Linked DNA regions of Homo sapiens: region 1 is linked to region 2. The links are chromatin loops, found by intact Hi-C in ENCODE. Cell type or tissue: Caco-2. All regions are shown on one strand. Each heading gives the region's core, and the rest is flanking DNA. Links, peaks and the distances in the headings are about the cores only.

Region 1 (2,924 bases), core at 183-2,682, 160 kb after region 2:
CAGGTACTACGGATGGCACCACTCTTGAACAGATTTTCCCGTAAATAAGGGGGCATATTTCCCTTTTAACAGTGACTCTCAGCCAGGTGCAGTGGCTCACACCTGTAATCCCAGCACTTTGGGAAGTCGAAGAGGGCAGACCACGAGGTCAGGAGTTCAAGACCACTCTGGCCAACATGGTGAAATCCCATCTCTACTAAAAATACAAAAATTAGCCGGGTATGGTGGTGGGCACCTGTAATCCCAGCTACTAGGGAGGCTGAGGCAGGAGGGCAGGAGAATTGCTTGAACCTGGGAGACAGAGGTTGCAGGGAGCCGAGATCGTGCCACTGTACTCCAGCCTGGGTGACAGAGCCAGATTCTGTCTCAAAATAAATAAATAAATAAATAAAGTGACTCTGTGTGATTGGCCTAAAAGTACAACCAAGTATATAAACCAGAACATCGCACTTGCTTTCCTTTCAACTTCTAATTCCTCCTGTGACAGGGAAGCTAAAAAATAAATGATAGCTCCATCTCTCAAGCTTTACCGACTTTAGGGCTTTATATAAATTCCATGAAACCTACATATTCTCATTTGATAGCCTCGTCGTAGCTGAACACTGCATTGCACTGCTTCTCAGTCAACAGAAGTATCTTTGGAGTCATTTGGCATGTGCTTTGCCTCTGTGATTTGCCGTGTCTCATAGTCCAAGGTATACAATGCCACAGAATATATTTCTTTCTCTAAGTTCAGTAACCTTCCTAGTTCACTCAAGCAAACAAGAAAAATATTAGATGACAAAACATAGAAATTAATTCCTAAGTATGATCTTTAGAAGGATCAAAAATGTTTACAGCTTATACTTAAACTCCCTTCATCTGTGTAATAAACACAAACCCATTTAAAACTCATCACTTTTGGGTTTTCAATAAAAGCAAGGGTGAACCATTAAAGACAGAAAGTAAGAAAAGCCAGGGTCTGCTACCGTTAATAATATTATGCACATCATGCATATTTCTGTCCAGGGGAATAAGATATAAAATATATATGTTCAAAAATCAAGACATATAAAATTCTTTGAGTTTTCCAAATTTTGAGATATTTAGCCACCTCATAGTCACTATCGCTTCTCAACTTCTATCTTCTCAAATTGCTTGTCTTCCTCTTAATGACCTAGCCACACATCATTCCAAGGGGAGCCTTAACAAGGGGACTTGGGATGTATCCCAGGATTTTTGTCTTGAGATGTGCTCCTCTGCTGCCCTCTACTGTAAGGATCAATAATTTTGTATAAGGCGCCTGAATATACACAATGTTTTTATTAATTGAAAAGCAGAATGCTAATTAAAAACTCTACTTTAGGGGAAAAAGGGAAAAAAGGCACAATGGCAAACTAAAAATGAGAGGTTATAATTCTTTCTTTTCTCTTATAAAACTTAGACCTATATAATTCTTTATTATTATAAACTACCCCCAAAAGTTGCTACTTTATTAAAACAATGTTCCAAAAACATAATAAGTCATACTAAGCGGAACTGGCTGTATTGGTAGTGGTAGGAAGAAATTGTCTCAGGATCTCAAGTTGCAACTTTAAAATTCATTCCATGATAAGTGAATTAGTGAAAATAAGAAGGTAGTAAAATGCTTATACTTCCACTTCTATTCCTTAAGTCCTCTTTCTAAATGTCTTTTTTCTTTACTGAGGAGAGAAAACAAGTTCATTTATTTTCCTTTCTTATCAAAATAGAATGGAATGTATTGTCAATTATTTACCTTAGTTTATAGTTGGATCAATTTCACGTTAACAAAAGCTCGTTCAAATTAAATCCCTTGCTATTTCATGTCCTTCTTTTCAACTTTCCTTCTTTAAACAAATATTTATTGAGTATATTTTGTGTCCCAAGTACCTGCTTAAGAACTGGAACAAGACTGGTTCCTGCCTTCCTGGAACTTACAGTTTATGGAGACATTTAATTAAAATATTATAGGATTAAGAATTTAATCGTAATTTTCTTTTCTTTTCTTTTCTTTTCTTGTTTTTTTGAGATGGAGTCTCACTCTGTCGCCTAGGCTGGAGTGCAGTGGTGCGATCTTGGCTAATTGCAACCTTCACCTCCCGAATTCAAGTGATTCTCCTGCCTCAGCCTCCCAAGTAGCTGGGATTACAGGCATGTGACACCACGCCCGGCTAATTTTTTTTTTTTTTTTGTATTTTTAATAGAGACGGGGTTTCGCCATATTTGCCAGGCTGGTCTGGAACTCCTGACCTTGTGATCCGCCTGCCTCAGCCTCCCAAAGTGCTGGGATTACCGGCGTGAGCCACCGTGCCCGGCCTATTTAATTGTAATTTTCTGAAATATTATAAGCAGAGTGAGTAGTGTGTGGAAGGGAACTTGGTGCACCCGAGGAACTGAAAGGTTAGTGTGCTGAAGAAATGTCGTATATGAGGCTATAGAATGAGTCAAGAACAGAACATGCTGGTCTTTGGGACATGTTACGGATTTTCACCTTTATCCAAAGAGTAGTTGGAAACTATTCAATCATTTCAGGCGAGAAATGACATGATCAGACTTGTGTTTAAGAGAGATCCCTATGCAGTCCACGTAGGACAAGAGGGAACACGACAGAATGTAGGGATTTTTGTTTCGTTTTTAGGAAATATTGCCTAAATCCATTGAAGTATATTAAAGCTCTGAAATAAGGAGAAAGTAGCGTACAACTTGGAGAAATTTTTAGGTGGTACATTTAAAATAACTCAGTGTGTGGCTGGATACATGTGTACAAGGAAGAGGTAATCAAGTTTCACAAGGGAAGAGTAGTTCTGATGCAGAGAAGGAATGTGAATTCACTAATAAGTGTACTACCTTTTCTCTGTAATTTAAAACAAAACTGTTCTTTTTTTACTCCTCCTCTCCCTTGCTTACATACAAGCACACCCAAA
Region 2 (2,924 bases), core at 250-2,749:
GCTTAAACAAATATTCTTTAAGATATTTAAAAATGTTTTTCTATGTTTTCTTCCAAACTTCTTATTTTTTAATATTTAAACTACTATCTATGTTACATTTCAATTTCTACATAATGTGAGGCAGGACAATATGCTCGTATTTTTTTCAATTGAACAGCCATTTTTGCTAGCACCGCTTATTAGAGAAACCATCTGCTTCAATAAATGAACTGAAATGCAACAGTTGTCACATATCACATTTCTGCATATAGTAGATATATTTCTGGTTCTCTTCTACTAATCTGTTTACCTATTCCTTTGCTATTATCTTTCTTTTATTCTAGTGACTTTGTAATCAGCTTTAGTATCTGACAAGCCAAGAACCCTAACACTATTTGATTGTTTCATAATTTGGGAAGCCATTTTCTAATATTTATCCATTTTAGTTTTAAACATGATATTCTATTTTTTAAAAAAAGTGAAGTAGCACTTTGTTAAATGTTTATATTTATTTGAAAATAGAAAATAAATGTTCTGCATCCTGAAACATGGTATGACTTGAAACTTTATTTAGATCTTTTTCCCTTAATACAATGTATAGATTTCTCTTTGGAGATACTGATCAGTCTTTTAAAATTTATTCCAAAGTATTTTATAGTTTTGTCAGCATTTTATTGTTTTTCATTTTCAATTCAAACAAACTGTTTTCAGTATAGATAAGACGTATGAGTTTTGTAAGGTTATTCTTTATCCAGCTAGCTTATCATCTTCTCTTATTAATCTTAGTAGATTTTTACTAGGGTATATATCCATAAGTCAAAGATAAAACAACCAAAGAAAAAATATTTGTAACAATATGACAGATAAAAGATATATTTCTTTAACATACAGAAAACTCTTACAAACCAATAAGAAAAAACAAAAATGTAATCGGAAATCCTATAAAGAGCATAAAAATGTAACCACAAAAGGCAAACACAAAGAAAAACAGAAGTAGCTTATAAACATTTCAAACAATACTAAAACTCATGACATTAAAGAAACGCAAATTAAAACTAGAATCAGATTAACAAAAATTACCGCTAGATTAGCAAACATTTTAGTTGGATATCATATAGCTTTTAAATGGCAATAAGACTGAAGTATTCTCATCAGCACTCTTAACGGTAAATTCAATTTAAATTACATTTATGTTCAATAGGTACTACCTATTTGGAGAGAAATTTACCAATATTTATAAAAATGTTAAATTCATGTACCTGCCAATAATAAATATACATTATAAATTTCCAAAACAGAATCTTTTGCATAAAGAATGATTAACTAGAAATCTCTGATGTATCTAAGAACTATCAATAAATCAGCTTAGAGCATAAACATTCCTATAGAGCAGGGGCAAAACACAGATTGAAAACAAAGACAAGAATGAGATTGTGTAATGGAAGAAGAGCAGTATATTCCTTTTTCAGTTCCAAAATGTCTGGGAGGACCCGTAGTGCAGTGCATTATCAGAACAAATACATTTCTACTAGATAGCCACTGAAGCACACAAAGTAACAAGAATGCACAGATATTTCCTTCACTCCTTACAAATGCACCCTTTATGCCTAAAAAATAGCTACTTCACTCTGAATACTCTCCTCGCTTTCTTTCATGCCCCTTGAGCCTCCTCTACTGGTCGTCCTTGACCCTAGGGCTCCAGGCTCTAACTTGAAGGAGTTACATAAGAGGCTCTGCTGCTGTTCAATGGAAATTCAGTGAATCACTAGATGGGATGGGATAGATACTTAAGAGTAGAGCCATTGTAAAATATAAAACCTTTCTCTCTTGGCTGCCTTTCACAGCATAAGTCAGCTGCATTATTCTATTAAAAAGTTTGCTCACGCCTGTAATCCCAGCACTTTGGGAGGCCGAGGCGAGCGCATCACGAGGTCAGGAGATAGAGACCACGGTGAAACCCCGTCTGTACTAAAAATAAAAAAAATTAGCCGGGTGTGGTGGCGAACATCTGTAGTCCCACCTACTCGGGAGGCTGAGGCAGGAGAATGGAGTGAACCCGGGAGGCGGAGCTTGCAGTGAGCCGAGATCGCGCCACTGCACTCCAGCCTGGGTGACAGATCCAGACTCTGTCTCAAAAAAAAAAAAAAAATTTGCATACTTATTCCAAAGGTGTACTCCTTGCATAAGGAAGGAATGAATACAGGGTCTGAAAGGAGAAGCGAAACTAAAGCTTATCTTGCCACATCATACTCTGTGGAATGGAGTAAAATATATTAGAGACCAGGATCTTACTGTTATTTGGCTGCTTTCATATATTTCAGCTTCTTCTGCTCTTAAAAAAAAAAAAAAAAAATTCACCTGGGCCCTGGAACGTTCAGTCAGATTCTTCCTATTAGTAACTGAGCCAGGTGTCGACCATGGAAAAGCTGGGAATAAAGGTAATTCTGGAATGCTATTCTCATGGCTGGTAGAGCAATGACTTGGCTGCTCTGGGAGCTGGATTACTGCAGACTGCTGAGGAGTTGCCATGATTCCTTCCCACCTGGGAATAGCACTTCAATAGCTGGTAAAGATGCAAAGTCTGGCCAGGACACAGCAGTGGACCAAGTTCACCAAAGCTGACCTCCAAGGAAAAACTCCAAGTTCCAACAATTAAGATAATAGTAGAGTAAACTGAAAAGCTATTTCATTTTTTAAATGGGTGCTTTTATACAGATACTGAAGGAGAACAAGATATTTCAAAGCTTGAAGATTAAGTCCGCAGAGACCATGAATGATGGAAAACCTGTGTGGTTTTTTTTTCACCTCTGTAGATATAAAAATGCATGTACCCTTCAACTCACTAGAGTCATTTGACCTATTTCTGTACATTGTGCTTGACTAGAACCCAACATTCAGTTTCAGGGCCAGCACTTCCATGTAATTAATGAACCAAGCTTTTTTCT

What was found. A loop is a pair of places that touch in the nucleus more often than their neighbours do. Peaks named below come from ENCODE experiments on the same cell type or tissue, not always from the same donor. Only the 100,000 strongest peaks of a DNase experiment are listed, where the experiment ranks them.
Region 1: it touches region 2 in a loop (13-fold over the local background); 3 of 110 quality-filtered maps call a loop at or near these places.

Annotation. Positions count from the first base shown.
Region 1 is chr7:144,853,354-144,856,277 of GRCh38, reverse strand. No RefSeq gene overlaps it. Among named protein-coding and RNA genes, the nearest start is that of TPK1, 19 kb to the right of the region's middle. In Caco-2, for the core only: a CTCF peak has its summit at 1,252 (motif pointing left); no DNase peak of the experiment used is centred there.
Region 2 is chr7:145,015,003-145,017,926 of GRCh38, reverse strand. No RefSeq gene overlaps it. Among named protein-coding and RNA genes, the nearest start is that of TPK1, 180 kb to the right of the region's middle. In Caco-2, for the core only: no CTCF peak of the experiment used is centred there; a DNase peak (open chromatin) is centred at 1,666; H3K4me3 peaks cover 238 bases.